Regions from separate parts of the Homo sapiens genome. Here region 1 is linked to region 2. A link is a loop called in an ENCODE intact Hi-C map of the cell type or tissue named here. Cell type or tissue: IMR-90. All regions are shown on one strand. Each heading gives the region's core, and the rest is flanking DNA. Links, peaks and the distances in the headings are about the cores only.

Region 1 (8,331 bases), core at 273-8,272, 720 kb before region 2:
AGGGGGATTCTAGAGCCAGAGGAGGAACGTGGACCACACCTGGGGACGTGTTGGAAATGCAGACCCTTGGGCTCGACCTGATACCTGAAGCAGTGCCTGGGTAGGGGGGCAGCCACCTGTTTTCACAAGCCCTCTGCGATTCTGGTGCATATCAGGTATGAGAACCACTAGTCTCTAGCAGGCTTCTTAAACTTTGAGGTTCATGAGAATTGCTAGAGATCTTGGTAAACAAGAATTTTCATTTTGGAGGTCTGGAGTGGGGCCTGGGATTCTGCGTTTCTTTTATTTCTTTTTATTAATTTATTTTGAGATGGAGTCTCACTCTGTCGCCAGGCTGGAGTGCGGTGGCGTGATCTCGGCTCACTGCAACCTCTGACTCCCTAGTTCAAGCAATTCTCCTGCCTCAGCCTCTCAAGTAGCGGGGATTACAAGCACGTGCCACCATGCCCGGCTAATTTTTGTATGTTTAGTAGAGATGGGGTTTCACCATCTTTGGCCAGGATGGTCTTGATCTCCTGACCTTGTGATCTGCCCTCCTCGGCCTCCCAAAGTGCTGGGATTACAGGTGTGAGCCACCACACCTGGCCTTATTTATTTTTATTTACTTATTATTTCTTTTAGACAGAGTCTCTCTGTCATCCAGGCTGGAGTGCAGTGGCACGATCATAGCTCACTGCAGCCTCGACCTCCTGGGCTCAAGTGATTCTCCCACCTCAGCCTCCTGAGTAGCTGGGACTATAGGTGCATGCCACCATCCATGGCTAATTTTCTGCTTATTTTTTGTAGAGATGAGGCTCCACTATCTTGCCCAGGCTGGTCTCAAACTCCTGAGCTCAAGTTATCCTCCTGCCTTGGCCTCCCAAAATGTTGGGGTTACAGGCGTGAGCCACCGCACCCAGCCCTGAGTTTTTTGTTTTGTTTTGTTGAGACAGAGTCTTGCTCCAAGGCTGGAGTGCAGTGGCACGATCTCGGCTGTCTACAATCTCTGCCTCCCGGGTTCAAGCGATTCTCCTGCCTCAGCCTCCTGAGTAGTTGAGACTACAGACACCCACCACCCCACCCGGCTAATTTTTGTATTTTTAGTAGAGATGGGGTTTCACCATGTTGGCAAGGCTGGTCTTGAACTCCTGACCTCGCATGATCCACCCGCCTCGGCCTCCCAAAGTGCTGGGATTACAGGTGTGAACCACCGCGCCTGGTCCCGTTGCTGTTGTTTTAAGCCACCTAGTTCGTGGTACTTTGTTTCGGCAGCCCCAGGAAACAGACTTCCCCACGTCATTTTCGGCAGCTCCGTCTCTCACATTTCATATCCATCCTGTGAGAAATCCTTCAACTGAGATCCAGAATCTGACCGCTGCTCCCTCCTCCCCTGCTGCCACCACCCTGGTCCCTGGCAGGGCTCTCATAATGCCTGGCAGCTCCTGCTCACCCCTCACTGAGCCAGAAGTTTGTCCACAAAACTGCTCCAAGACCACATCTTCCTCTGCCCCAAACCCTTCAGTGTCTCCCTTCTCAGAGCAAACCCCAAATCCTTCTGGTGGCCTCCCAAATCCCTGTCCAACCTGGCCTGTGACCTTGTCACCCCCAGCCCCTGCTGCTTGTCTGGCTGGGTCTTTCCCGAGTTGTTCCCTTTGCCGGGCAGGATGCTGTTTCCTGGACACGTGTGGGGTTCCCTCTCTGCTCCTTCACGGCTGTTCAAACATCACCTTCATCTGTGAGGTCAACTTGGCACTCTCCTCTCCTACCTGCCCTTATACTCATGGCATATGTCACCTTCTAACATACTATTTATTTATTTATTTATTTTTTTGAGATGGAGTCTTGCTCTGTCGCCCAGGCTGGAGTGCAGTGGTGCGATCTTGGCTCACTGCAACCTCTGCCTCTCAGAGTCAAGTGATTCTCCTGCCTCAGCCTCCCAAGTGGCTGGAATTACAGGCACCCACCACCAGGCCTGGCTAATTTTTTTGTAATTTTAGTAGAGACAGGGTTTTGCCATGTTGGCCAGGCTGGTCTCAAGTGATCTGCCCGCCTCGGCCTCCTAAAGTGCTGGGATTACAGGCATGAGCCACCACGCTTTGCCTAACATACTATTAATTTATTTATTTTAAAATTTATTTGTACTTTTTTTTTTATAGAGACAGGGTCTTACTCTGTCACCCAGGCTGGAGTGCAGTGGTGTAATCATAGCTCACTGCAGCCCCAGCCTCCCTGGCTCAAGCAATCCTCCCATCTCAGCCTCCCAAGTAGCTGAGACCGCAGGAGCCCACCCCCATGCCCAGCTAATTTTCAAAAATTTTTCGTAGAGATGGGGTCTTGCTATGTTGCTGAGGCTAGTCTGGAACCCTTGGTCTCCAGGGATCCTCCTACCTCGGCCTCCCAAAGTGCTGGGATTACAGGCATGACCCACTGCAGCTGGCCTTAACTTATTTATTTAATCTGAGCCTTACATGGTATATAAACTTGAAGAAAGAAAGGATTTTGCCTATTTTGTTCACTATTTCTACTTCTAACACCCAGAATACTACCCAGCACATAGCAGGTGTTCATTAAATATTGTTGAAAGGAAAGAGGGATGGCGTGAGGAAGGGAGAAAGGGTTACTTCCTCACACTTGTGTTGTAACCTCACAATGACTGGAATTAGGGGAGGGAACACAAGACTCTAAGGAACAAACTCAATGTCTGTCCAGACTGTCCAGAAGACCCCATAGGTCAGGACAAATGGCCCGGAAGCCCTGGTGTGAGACGTGGTGATGTCCAGGTGTCAGGAGGCAGGGGCCTCCCTCCCTGAATCCTGGAGAGAGGGACTGCGGTGTGGGCCCCTTCTGGCATGGCGGCCTCTTGGACATCAGATCGGGCAATTATCCATCCTTGGAGCAGAAAGCCACTGGCCTGGCTTCTGAGAGTGGTGCCTTGTTCTGTGTTGAGGAGGAAAGGTCAGAGGCTGGAGGCTGGGAGAGCAGGTGGGCTGTAGACAGTGTGGCAGGGGCTGAGGGAGCAAGCTAAGCTGGGTCCCATGTGGTAGTGGGCCAACGGGCCGAGGAGGCTCCAGGGTCATCAGGCAGGGAATGGGTCAGAGTCTCTTAAACTGAGCTACCCTAATCCCCAAGGGATCCATGGAGAGCATTGAGGTACTTGGATGGGAAAAATTACATCTTTATTTATGTATTTGTTTAGAGACAGGGTCTTGCTCTGTCCCCCAGGCTGGAGTGCAGTAGTGTGATCACAGCTCACTGCAGCCTCGAACTCCTGGGCTCAAGCGATCCTCCCACCTCAGCCTCCCAAGTAGCTGGTACCACAGGTGTCCATTGCCACACCCAGCTGACTTTTAAATTTTCTGTTGAGACGGGGTCTTGCTATGTTGCCCAGGCTGGTCTCAAACTCTTGGCCTCAAGCAATCCTCCTGCCTTGGCCTCTCAAAGTGCTGAGATTATAGGTGGCTAATTTTTTAAGAAAGTTTTTGTAGAGATAGGGGTCTTGCTGTGTTGCCCAGACTGGTCTTGAACTCCTGGCCTCAAGTGATCCTCCTGCCTTGGCCTCCCAAAGTGCTAGGATCACAGGTATAAGTCACCACACCTGGCTAATTAAAAAAAATTTTTTTTGTAAAGATGGGGTCTTGCTGTGTTGCCCAGGTTTGTCTCGAACTCCTGGCCTCAGGTGATCCTCTTGCCTCAGCCTCCTGAAGTGCTGGGATTATAGGTGTGAGCCAGTGTGTCCAGCACTATTTTATATTATGCTTTTGAAAACATTATTCTGAGAAGAGGGCTTGACTTGACTTAAAGGGGTTCATAGTGCCAAAAATTTCATCAGTAGGTGTTTTCCTTTATATAAAATTTCATCAGTAGGTGTTTTCCTTTATATATATATATATGTATGTATGTATGTGTGTGTGTGTATATATATATATATATTTATTTATTTATTTGTTGAGACGGAGTCTTGCTCAGTCACCCAGGCTGGAGCGCAATGGCGCGATCTCAGCTCACTACAACCTCTGCCTCCCGGGTTCAAGAAATTCTCCTGCCTCAACCTCCCAAGTAGCTGGGATTACAGGCACCCGCCACCATGCCCGGCTAATTTTTATATTTTTAGTAGAGACAGGGTTTCACTGTGTTAGCCAGGCTGGTCTTGAACTCCTGAGCTCAGGGTGATCCGCCCGCCTTGGCCTCCCAAAGTGCTGGGATTACAGGCCTCCCAAAGTGCTGAGATTACACCCTGTAAGTGTTTTCTAGAGAGGCCCACATAGGCAATGAGGGGTGATGGAGGACACTACTTTCTGGGGGCCTTAGAAGATCTAGGAGATGAAGTGCCAGGGCCCCAAGCCATCTGCATGCTGTGCCCAGTATGTCCAGCAGGTGGCAGTGTCTGACCGGCTATGCTTTCTGCAGGCTCCCAGCCTCTGCCAGGTGCACCGGGGGGCATGGCGGGCAGAGGGGCATGGATGGGCAGGGTCCTGGCATTGCAGCACCTGCCGACACACCTGCATGAACACACAGGCACACTGTACGCACACACATATACTCACATTCACATTGGTGAAACAGCCAAGCTGGCAACCAACTTCTAGAACCTTCAGCCCCTTCCAGGACAGAAGACATTCCTGGGACTCTGGCCCTTGAGAAATCTTTTCAGAAGAGGAGGTCACTTTTGTTTTGCCTCTTCTTTTTCTTGCCCAATAGCTTTTCCGAGAAATCTACAGGTCAGCATGAGTCAACAGCTACAGCCACAAGATAGTTTGACTGTGGGTTGAGGAAATGGAGATCTGTGTTCCAGCCTGGCTCTGTGACCTTGGGCCAGCCACTGAATCTGTCCAAGCTTTTGTTTTTTCATGTTGTACCATGTGGATAAAGAGGGAACTCGCTGTAATCTCAGCACTTTGAGAGGCCAAAGTGGGAGGATCGTTTGAGGCCAGGAATGTGAGACACAGCCTGGGCAGCACAGCGAGACCCCATCTCTACAAAAAATAAAATTAAAAAAATTAGCTGGGCATGATGGTGGGTGCCTGTAGTCGCAACTACTAGGGAGGCTGAGGTAGGAGGATTGCTTGAGCCCAGGAGTTGGAGGCTGCAGTGACCTAGGATCACACCACCGCACTCCAGCCTAGGTGGCAGAGCAAGACCCTGTGTCTTTAAAAAAAAAGAGAGAGAGAGAGAAAAAGAGGGAAAGGGTGCGTTGGTGTGTTTTTCTAGGCATTCATTCAGGAAACATTGTGGAGGCATCCACAGCTCGCTGCCCTCGGGACCCAGCAGAGCCTAGATACCTGCCCATTTTTTCCCAGCTTGTTGACCATCATGAATCACACAACTCAGCAATTAAAAGATAACCCACTTTAAAAAAAAATGGGCAAAGGACTTGAATAGACATCTAGCCAAAGAAAATATACAAATGGCCAATAAGCCCATGGAAAGATGCACGATGTCATTGGTCATTAAGGAAATGCAAATCCAAACCACAATGAGACACCACTTCATACCTCCTAGGGCTGTTGATTCTATAGGAAGAAGTGTGAAGAGAGACTGAGGGAGCGGCCCACCTCCTCCCTGACCCCCTTTCCAGACTGTGCTGTATTTTCCAGCTGGGAATGGAAGATTCTATAGGAAGAGGTGTGAAGAGAGACTGAGGGAGCTGCCCACCTCCTCCCTGACCCCCTCTCCAGACTGTGCTGTATTTTCCAGCTTCTCACCGGCTCTACATGTGACCCACAGCAACCCTTGCCCTATAGTCTCCCGAGCTGAGCTTCTCACTGGGGAGGGGAAGCTCCTAAGTGAACTCCTCCCTCTGCAGGCATCTTTCTGACCTGTTTTCTGCTGGGCATTGGGGACAGTGGCTCAGAGGCGTGCAAGTCCCGGCTGCCACTCCCTTCCATCAGATGATGGGGATCAGCTGCTTCAGGGCCCCGGAGCAGGGTTGTGGTGGGGAGATGAAGGAGGGAGGGAGCAGAGGCCACCAGCTGGACCCCTGCATGAGATCCTGGGGAGAGCAGGGAGGCCTTTGGGGATCCCGGGTGCATTAACCACTTGGTGCCACTGTCGCCACCTCGGCTCTGGACAGCTGCTCATTCCGGGGCTGCCACCACTGTGGACGGCGTGATCAGTCCACCTGTTTCTCCCGCTTCTACTATCCCCCTGTGTCTGCTCTTCTCTGTAAACTGCACACTGTACATGTATGCATCATGTGTGTGTGCATGAGTGTGTGTACGTGTGTGGGGGCATCTGAATGATAGGTACTTTCCTTCCTTTCTTCCTTTTCCTGAGACAGAGTCTCACTCTGTTGACCAGACTGGAGTGCAGTAGCACCAACATGGCTCACTGCAGCCTCAACCCCATGGGCTCAAGGGATCCTCCCACCTCAGCCTCCTCAGTAGCTGGGACTATAGGCATGCATGACCATGCCGGCTAATTTTTGTATTTTCATAGAGATGGGGTCTCTCTGTGTTGCCCAGGCTGGTCTCAAACTCCTGAAACCAAGCAATCTCTCCACCGCAGCCTCCCAAAATGCTGGGATTACAGGCGTGAGCCACCACACCAGGCTCGTTTTTGTATTTCTGTTTTTTTTTTTTGAGACGGAGTCTCGCTCTGTTGCCCAGGCTGGAGTCCAGTGGCGCGATCTCGGCTCACTGCAAGCTCCGCCCCCCGGGTTCACGCCATTCTCCAGCCTCAGCCTCCTGAGTAGCTGGGACTACAGGTGCCCACCACCACGCCTGGCTAATTTTTTATATTTTTAGTAGAGATGGGGTTTCACCGTGTTAGCCAGGATGGTCTCGATCTCCTGACCTCGTAATCCATCTGCCTCGGCCTCCCAAAGTGCTGGGATTACAGGCGTGAGCCACCGCGCCTGGCCCATTTATGTATTTTTTTTGGAGAGACAGAGTCTCACTGCGCTGCCCAGGCTGGCCTCAAACTCCTGAAACCAAACGATACCCTCAACCACAGCCTCCCAAAGTGCTGGGATCACAGGTGTGAGCCACTGTGCCTGGCTCAATGCTGGGTGCATTTTAAAGTCACGAGAGAGTGTGTGTTGAGTTAACATTTTGGAGACTGTGATCAGCAAACAGTCCCCAGCGCAGACACCCTCTCTGGTGGGGTTTGGGTTTTGCTGCCTTTTAATTTTCTTCCAGCTGCCTCCAAAGCACCTTTGTGCTCCTAGGAACAAGCACTGGGTGTTGGGGGCGGGGTGGGGGGGCGGGGTTGCTATAAGCTCTTCTGAGAGGAAGCCTCAGGGAGCAAGGTCCCAATGGCCAGGCTTCCCTTTAAGACAAGGTTGTCCTGCTGAAACCAGGTCCTCAACTCCTAGGTCCCCAAAGGGCATTTGACCCGACACTGGGCTGCTGCAGGCTTGGTCCTGGGGGAGACTGGGGGTGTGTAGCAGGAAGTGCTTCTCTCAAGCAGAGACCACAGCTTGTGTCTCTGGGCCACACACTGGAGCGTTATTTTCCAAACTGCCGCTGGGTCAGCTCACTCTCCCACTCCAAACCCTCAGGGATTCCCCATAACATTGAGCCCCAGGTCCAAACACTTAAGGATTATCATCCCAGCTGCTACCCTCCAGCTCATTTGCTACATCTTTCACACTTTGCTTGTTTGTTTGTTTTGTTTTTGTTTTTGAGACAAGATCTAGCTTTGTTGCCCAGGCTGGAGTGCAGTGGCATGATCATAGCTCACTGCAGCCCCCAACTTCTGGGCTCAAGTGATCCTCCCACCTCAGCCTCCCAAGTAGCTGGGACCACAGGCGTGCACCACCACGCCCAGCTAGTTTTAAAATTTTCTGTCGAGATGGGGTCTCACTATGTTGCCCAGGCTGGTCTCAAACTCCTGGCCTCAAGTCATCCTCCCCCCTTGGCCTCCCAAAATGCTGGGCTCACAGGCATGAACGACAGTGGCATCTGGTCCCCCGATTCTGCCTTTGTTTATTCCTTTCTATTAAAACAATTTTTTTTGCTGGGCGCGGTGGCTCACGCCTGTAATCCCAGCACTCTGGGAGGCCGAGGTGTGTGGATCACAAGGTCAGGAGATCGAGACCATCCTGGCTAACACGGTGAAACCCCGTCTCTACTAAAAATACAAAAAATTAGCCGGGCATGGTGGTGGGTGCCTGTAGTCCCAGCTACTAGGGAGGCTGAGGCAGGAGAACGGTGTGAACCCGGGAGGTGGAGCTTGCAGTGAGCCGAGATTGCACCACTGCACTCCAGCCTGGGCGACAGAGCGAGACTCCGTATCAAAAAAAAAAAAAAATTTACTATTGAGCAGCTTGCAGACTTTAAGATCAGAGTGTTGTCTCTCTTGCAATAAATGCTTTCCTCCTTTTTTTTTTTTTTTTTTTGAGATGGGGTCTTG
Region 2 (8,331 bases), core at 126-8,125:
ATGGAGCACACCTCCAATCCATTTATTAACTCCCTGCTCTGAAAGAGGAACAGACTTTCAAGTATCACCTGACATTTGAAAAACCTCTTAGGTAAAAGACAGTGCCCAACCCAAACAGATATAAAGGAACCTGAGGGAAACAGACAATGCAGGGGCTAAAAAATAATAAAAAACAACAACTATATTCTCAGAAATAACAAGAGACAGTATACTCATGAGAGGAAAGAGGCTATTTAAAAAGTGGGAGAGGAGGCCTCCTGGAAATCAAATGAAATTGAAAAAAATACTTGCACATAGCAGTAGAACACAGACAAAAAGATCAACAGAAGTAAAGTAGAAGCTCATTCCAAAACATCCAACAATCTGCTGATAGAAGCTTTAGATGGAAAGAACAAAGAGAAGGAAGAGAATTCTTCCCAAAAAGTGTGTGCATATATACACATACATGTGTATGTCTGTGTGTGTGTGTGTGTGTGTGTATATATGAAAATTGGCCAGAACTAAAGCACACAACTTTCAAGGTTCAAAGGGCCCATTGTGCATCCATGTTGATGAATGAAATGGATGAAACGAGACTCATACCAAGGCACAGCTTTACAACTGTTCAGATCTAGACACATAGGAAGTCTTAAAAGCTTCAGACCTCTCAAGAGGCTGGACAGCGGCCACAGAGACACCACTGCAAGACTGGCATAGGACACAAGGGTTCCAGGACACAACAGCCAAACACACGGAGAGGAGATTTAAGCTGCTGACAAGGCACCTGGGACGGATTAATGATGTGTTCATAAAAAACTAACCAAAGAACTGTAATCATCACAAACACTATAGGGTCAGTTGTAAACAATGTCTGTAGCCATAAAAATGTAAATAATGAATGCTGATTTAATGGAAAAGTTTAAGTGACTGTGTTGAGAAAAAGGGTGAATGCACGTATGTGTGTGAATATATAAATCCTTGTCATGCATAGTAGAAACTCAGTATCTGATTAAAGCAACAAACAGTGCTACAAGCACATTAGCCCACAATGTGGCTAAAAGAGCTGCAGGGCGTTGCCACTGGGAGCCAGCAGCAGGGATGGGGAGGAACGGGACAGGACAGGGATTCACTATTTTTATGATAAACCCTGAAAAACTATTTAATTTTTTAAAACTATTTACATGCATCATTTGCAAATATAATTTACAAAATAGATCAAGGGGGAAGGAAAAAAAAAAGAGAACCAAGGAGATAAGAAACAACATTTAAGGGAGGGGACAAAGAAACAGAGCTGATAGGAAACAGGAAAAAGGATGTTTCGGAGGCAACAGGGAGGCATACTACCATGGAAGGCAGAGGAGAAAAGCATGTTTAAAAGTGTTATGCAGGCCAGGCACAGTGGCTCAGCCTGTAAGCCCAGCACTTTGGGAAGGGACACCCCAGCCTAGGGGACAGAGTGAGATCCAGTTATATATATACACACACACACACACACACACACACACACACACACACACACACACACACCATGTAGAGTTATTCACTGAACTGTTATTTATTATATAAGCTGACAGCAAGGGTCCAGGAGCAGGAGACAAAGAGGACATAAGTGAGGGATGCTGCAGCTGCCAGGAAAGGGTGGGATGAGAGGCATGGGTCACAATGCCTTGTTTTAAAGAGCTGAGAGAAAGAAGAGGAGAAAAATGACATTTGTTGACTGTTCCACACGCTTTTTAAAATACCTGTCCGTGACTCTTGAAAGGATATACAAAATATCCGCCAATGAGCATTATTCTTGGGACCTACAGCAGTTGCGGATTCCTAAAACCATCCAGGGTTGGAGGAGGGTGAGAACTGGGAAACTGCCTATGGGGTACTATGCTGATTGCCTGGGTGACAAAATTATCTATACACCAAATCCCCACGACATGCAATTTACCCACGTGACAAACCTGCACATGCACCCCCCGAAACAAAAACGAAAGTTGGAAAGGAAAAAAAAAGGAGTCCAGACCTCCACAAAAGCATATAAATCAATGGTGGTGTTTAAAGTATCTTTCATGTTTACAAATGAATGCTTACAAGTTTATGATTACACTTCTTAAAAGTCAGAAACATTTTTATTACCTTTAATTAAATGGTATAATGTCATCTCATAGGTAGAAACTAAATAGTTGTTTTTACAATTTTTTTTTTAACCCGAGACACGGTCTCGACAGTCCGGCTCTGTCGCCCAGGCTGGAGTGCAGAGGTGCGAACACAGCCTAGACCTCTCAGGCTCAAGTGATCCTCCCACCTCAGCCTCTTGAGTAGCTGTAACCACAGGTGCACACCACCACACCCAGCTAATTTTTTTAAAAAATTTTTGTAGCGTCGAGGTCTTGCCATGTTGCCCAGGCTGGTCTCGAACTCCTGGCCTCAAGCGATCCAGCCGCCTCAGCCTCCCAAAGTGCTGGGATTACAGCCCTGAGCCACCATGCCCGGCACAAATTTAAAAACAATATGAATGTGATTTTTTTCAGCCTAATTATGGAAGCTAGCACTTTGGTTTCCTAATTTTCTTTTTTTTTTTTGAGATGGAGTCTGGCTCTGTGCCAGGCTGGAATGCAGTGGCGCAATCTCGGCTCACTGCAACCTCCACCCTCCTGGGTTCAAGCGATTCCTCTGCCTCAGCCTCCCGAGTTGCTGGGACTAAAGGTGCACACCACCATGCCAGGCTAATTTTTTTTTTTTGTATTTTAGTAGAAACAAGGTTTCACCATGTTGGCCAGGATGGTCTTGATCTCCTAACCTCATGATCCACCTGCCTTGGCCTCCCAAAGTGCTGGGATTACAGGAGTGAGCCACCACGCCAGGCTTGGTTTCCTAATTTTCAATATGGCATTTTCTTTAGTACTTCAAGAGGCAATCTTATGATTCGTAGTTTAACATTTCACCCCAGTACTTTCAGAGAATATACAGAAATCAATATCCAGAGAAGTGGCTGGAGTTGGGTCTCCGTGTGTGCATGCGCATCGCACTACAGAGGTTCTTTAAAGCACAATGCGGTTCACCAGGGTGAACGGGTGGCCTGGACCTTAGGACCCTCACTCTTGAATCGGACCTGCCCCTAACTGGCGGTGTGAGACTGACTGCATCTGTAAAACTGGCATTTCAACTCTAAAATTCTACAGACTAGGATTTACGGTCCCAACATTTTCTAAGTCTACCGGGTGCCTATACGGTTAATGTTGGTGATCAGCTCTTTATTAAAGTGAATTTTCTTTTCAATACAGAAAACTAAGTTAGATGACAGATTCCCGAATTGTACTGCTGTGGCAGGCCTCTGGGAGAGTGTTCCCAGGGGGCTATTTTGGTAAGTTGGTTATTTTTCAGTGCCTTACCAGCAATCAGTGTCAGGGTGTTGCATTTTAATAACAGTCTGAGGTAAGAGTCAAGTGGGGCTCTGCTCAGTAACTGACAGGCTGGATCCGGGGAAGCAACCGCTGCTGCCTAGATAGGGAACCCTTCTACAGGGGCAAATTGCCAGGAAAGAATGGGGACAGGATATTTTTTCCTCTTGAAAGGGGCACAAGTTTAATTTATTGAGGGTTCTGAGAAGAATCTGCGATGAGAAAAATACTTTAAACTTAAATTTAGTGGCTAATCTGAGAGGCCACCAATAGATCACAACACTTTAGTTTTGCAGTAAAAAGCTGCAACTACAAAATTTTATAATTACTAGTTGGTTAAAACAGATATTTTAAATGTGCAAAATGATTGCAAACTTCTCCTCCTTTATCTTCTAAGTCCAAGATGTCTTGGGGATTTACTTCCTATAATTAAAGGTTGCAATTATACCATGTCAAACTCAAGTCCCTTCCTCAGTCTAGCAAAAACAGGGAAAACAAAGTTTGGGGATGGACTGAGAATATGAGCCTGAAGGGGGAAAAAAAAATAAGCCTTTTAAAATTATAGTGGTTTCACTTTTAAATAAGAGCAGCTCCTCTCTCAAAAACCGCTATCATAGATGTAACTAAATTCTTTTCTCCCACCCAAGGCATACATGTTGTCAAAAAATAGTCTGTACTAATACAAGAGCCTATGGTGTTCTTCATCAAACCCGACTGATGATTATACAATCATTATAATGTAGCAGCTTCAGAGACAGTTTACTTTTTTTAGCTCATCATAAGAAAATTTTGTACAGATCAATCATCCACAGCAAATATATCAAAATATAACAACAAACAGCTTTTAAAAAAAAGTACCTATCAAAAAATATGAAATAGGCTACAAATCCTAGGCTACACCTAAATGAGTTAGCTTAGAAAAATAAACTTTTTAAAAGCAAGATGCTAACAACATATTATCCTAGCAAAACAAAACACCCTGCAAGTTACCGTATAGATTACGAATCAGGGGTTCTCACGTTACAGCACACCCATTTATCACCAAGGGAATTAAGAATGTCACGGTTTTATACCTGCTCTCAAAATTTCCCTACGAGTCACCTGCCACCCTGACTCTAGCTGCAGTGAGCTGAGGCCTGGTGGTCCAGGACTGGCACCAAGATTCTCAGCTCACGGTACCAGCATCTGATTGTCGGACTACCTGCTGTTTTCCCTGATATTTATACATGATATTCGTAAAATGTAAAGAAGCTATTATTCATACAGACATCTAGAGAAGGAGTGAAGTTTTTAAAAAAATAAAAAAATACTTATTTCAAGCTTTAGCTGTGTTCTGCCCCGGAGTGCTTGAATTCCTTTGTGGTGATGGCATATGTACTCACAGGGAGATATTTACACGTGGTGCTCAGGATGAGTGAGCTCTTCAGATTTCAGGTGTTGGCATTCATTTTAAAATCTCAAGTTTTTAATCAAATGGAATGTTTTCCTCCTTTCCTTGATTCTCACTAGTTACACAAGTCAACAGATTTCCAGTAAATAACTGGTATTATTTTGTACGTAGTAGAAGATGAAATATGTGTGTTGTGGCAGTGAGGGGATGAGGGGAGAAATAACCAGAAAACTATTATAAATGCAGGATTCCAGCCCAGCCTTCAGCATTTTGATTCAGCTGGTTAGTTTGGGACCCAGAAATCTGCATTTCTTTTTTTTTTTTTTTTTTTGAGATGGATTCTCACTCTGTCACCCAGGCGGGAGTGCAGTGGCACTATCTTGGTTCACTGCAACCTCCGCCTCCCAGGTTCAAGCGATTATCTTGCCTCAGCCTCCTGAGTAGCTGGGACTACAGGCACCCGCCACCACACCTGGCTAATTTTTTGTATTTTTAGTAGAGACGCGGTTTCACCATGTTAGCCAGGACGGTCTCGATCTCCTGACCTCATGATCTGCCTGCCTCGGTTTCCCAAAGTGTTGGGATTACAGGCATGAGCCACTGCGCCCGGCCAAAATCTGCATTTCTACAAATACCTAGGTGATCTGCACGCAAGCCATCCTGTTTTATAAAAACACACTTACTTCTTCCTGAAGCATTTTCAGCTGCACTGATCCGTCACTGAGATTTACATCAATACAACAAAGGCTAGGGCAGAGGGAAGGGTAAAGGTGAAACAAGATGAATCATGAATGAAAATACTGTGGATGCTGGGTGACGGGAACACGAGGGTCCACTATACCACTTCACTCTATTTTTCTGTATGTTTGAAATTTTCTATAATAAAAAGAAAAAAAAAGCAAAGCAAAGCTCAGTAAACAGATCAAAGCAAGTCTACAGCCCCATGCTCTTCAAGAGACTCGCCAGTAGAAATTTCATCTGAACTTTTACCAATTCAAGGAGTTGCCTATAAACCTTTTCAGCAATTCCAACACTGAAAGACCCCCCAAAATAATCCTCTCTAACTAAATTCTTAAGCCAAAGAGGTTTCGTTCATATTCTCAGAGATTAAGCTGCTCTTGGAGGAGGTAAATCGAATCTATTTTTCATATATTTATTACTCTAAAAAGAAAAATAAGATTCTGCCAATATCATTATAATGCAGTTAGTACCACAAACATGGTATTTAGAATGTTTATGGTGGTATTTAATAGTTTAAGTGACAGGGAGAAAACATGGACAGAGTCCTTCCAGCTCATCTGTCTCTAAGAGGTCCCAAAGTTGCTCTCTCCTCCCCTCCCCACAACCCCAAAGATTAGGTACAGGAAGCAGAGGATCAAAAATCTATTAAAAATGCCCAGAAGCAATGAGCAAACCCAGCACCCAGATCTTGTTTTTTTTGTTTGTTTGGTTTTTTTTGAGACAATCTCACTCTGTCACCCAGGCTGGAGTGCAGTGGTCCGATCTCGGCTCATTGCAACTTCCATCTCCTGGGTTCAAGTGATTCTCCTGCCTCAACCTCCCGAGTAGCTGGGATTACAGGCGCACACCACCACACCTGGCTAATTTTTGTATTGTTAGTAGAGACGAGGTTTTACCACGTTGGTCAGGCTAGTCTTGAACTCCTGACCTCAAGTGATCCGCCCACCTCGGCCTCCCAAAGTGCTGGGATTACAGGCATGAGCCACTGCGCCTGGCCCAGATCTTGGTTTCTCATATCACTCTCCAATCAGAGGAACCAGAGCTCCTTGAAGAAAAGGCTGATTCTAGGACTGGGGCAGGGAATATACAAGATGAACCTGTAGCTTCTTGAAATGCCAGAAAATAAGGAAATGCTTAAAAAAAAAATGAGGATATGTCAGCGGGGCACCCAGGAGCTAACTGAAAGAGCTCTCGATGGCCAAAGCTGGTACAATGTAAGAACAAATAAACAACACTGTGGAATCAACTCGAAGTATAAAATAAATATCCATGCATCCACACTGACATAAGTAAATGCTTGAATAAAGAAATAAACAGAGGATCGCATGGGCCCGGGAGTTCAAGGCTGCAGTGAGTCATGACTGTGCTACTGCACTCCAGTTTGGACTACAGAGCAAGACCTGTCAAGGAAAGGGAAGGGGAAGAGGAAGAAAAAAAGAAAAGAAGAGAATACGCGAGTCTCTTCAACAGAACTCCAAAGAATGTCTACAGACACTTCCTTGCAAAGAGGTGGAGCACAGCTTGCCACTCATTAAGTGTTGACCCTGCACTCGTACACCATGGGGAGGGGAGGACAGAGTAACTTTACAGGGTGAAAGCTGACAAACACTACTCAGCCAGGTGATCAAGTGACAAGTCATGCTGTGTGATGTTGTGTGCACACACCCTTGATGTGATGTGATGAGAATGGCACTTTAACTCTGTGGTCTTCCTCCCAGAAACCCACACCCCCAGTCTAATCGTGAGAAAAACATCAGACAAATCCCAGTTGAGGGACATTCTACAAAATATCTGACCAGTCAGTACTCCTCAAAGCTGTCCAGGTCACTCTAAACAAGGAATGGACTGGGGGAGCCCAAGGGGCATAACTACTAAATGTAATGTGGTTTCCTGGAAGAGAAAAAAAGACACTAGAGAAATATTAAAGAAACTGAACAAGCTGTGGACTTATTTAATAGCAATATATTAATACTTGTTCCTTAGTTGTGACAAATGTACTACATTAATATAGGATGTTAACAACAGGGACTGGGTAAAAGATACACAGGAACACTCTGTACTATCTTTGCAATGTTTCTGTAAATCTAAAATTGTTGTGAAAGAAAAAGGTTTTAATAAAAAAAAAACTATAAATGGCCTCATCCCAGGTGAAGGTCTGTGGCTGCATGGGAAGTCAAGTCCGCAAGAGAATGAGAGGCTTCAGCTCATACCCTCTCCTTCACACACACACACGCGGACACAAACACACACACACACGCACAAACACACGCACATGCACACACACACACACAGACACACACTGAGGTACTGGTTTGGAGAACTTAGTTCTCTAGTATCATCTTCATCATCCTCAGTTACAAATGCTGACAGAGCATCTACAACCTGTGACATACCATCCAAACACCAATCCCAAAAATGTGCTATCCCAAGGATATAAGACACGGTCCTTGCAAACTAGGTAAAGAGACAGGACTTAAACAATGATGTAGGCCGGACACTGTGGCTCACACCTATAATCCCAACACCGTGGGAGGCCGAAGCCAGAGGACTGCTTGAGGCCAGGAGTTTGAGACCAGCCTGGGCAACATGGCAACTTTACTTTTGTAGACCATCTCTACAAAAAGTAAAAATTGGCCAAGCATGGTTACATGCGCCTATAGTCCCAGCTACTCAGGAGCTGACATGGGAGGACTGCTTGAGCCTAGGAGTTCAGGGATGCAGTAAACCATGACAGTTCACTGCACTCCAGCCTGGGCAACAGAGCAAGACTTTGTCTCTTAAACAAACAAACAAAAAACCAATGATATGAAGATATAAAGTGGTATTTGG

The links. Peaks named below come from ENCODE experiments on the same cell type or tissue, not always from the same donor. Only the 100,000 strongest peaks of a DNase experiment are listed, where the experiment ranks them.
Region 1: it touches region 2 in a loop (5-fold over the local background); 2 of 110 quality-filtered maps call a loop at or near these places.

Annotation. Positions count from the first base shown.
Region 1 is chr7:98,837,965-98,846,295 of GRCh38, reverse strand. No RefSeq gene overlaps it. Among named protein-coding and RNA genes, the nearest start is that of TMEM130, 28 kb to the left of the region's middle. RefSeq lists an enhancer at 4,412-4,461. In IMR-90, for the core only: a CTCF peak has its summit at 4,349 (motif pointing right); a DNase peak (open chromatin) is centred at 4,675; H3K27ac peaks cover 337 bases.
Region 2 is chr7:98,115,853-98,124,183 of GRCh38, reverse strand. The region is part of intron 1 of LMTK2 (lemur tyrosine kinase 2); the gene reads right to left. Among named protein-coding and RNA genes, the nearest start is that of LMTK2, 13 kb to the right of the region's middle. In IMR-90, for the core only: no CTCF peak of the experiment used is centred there; DNase peaks (open chromatin) are centred at 4,743 and 6,843.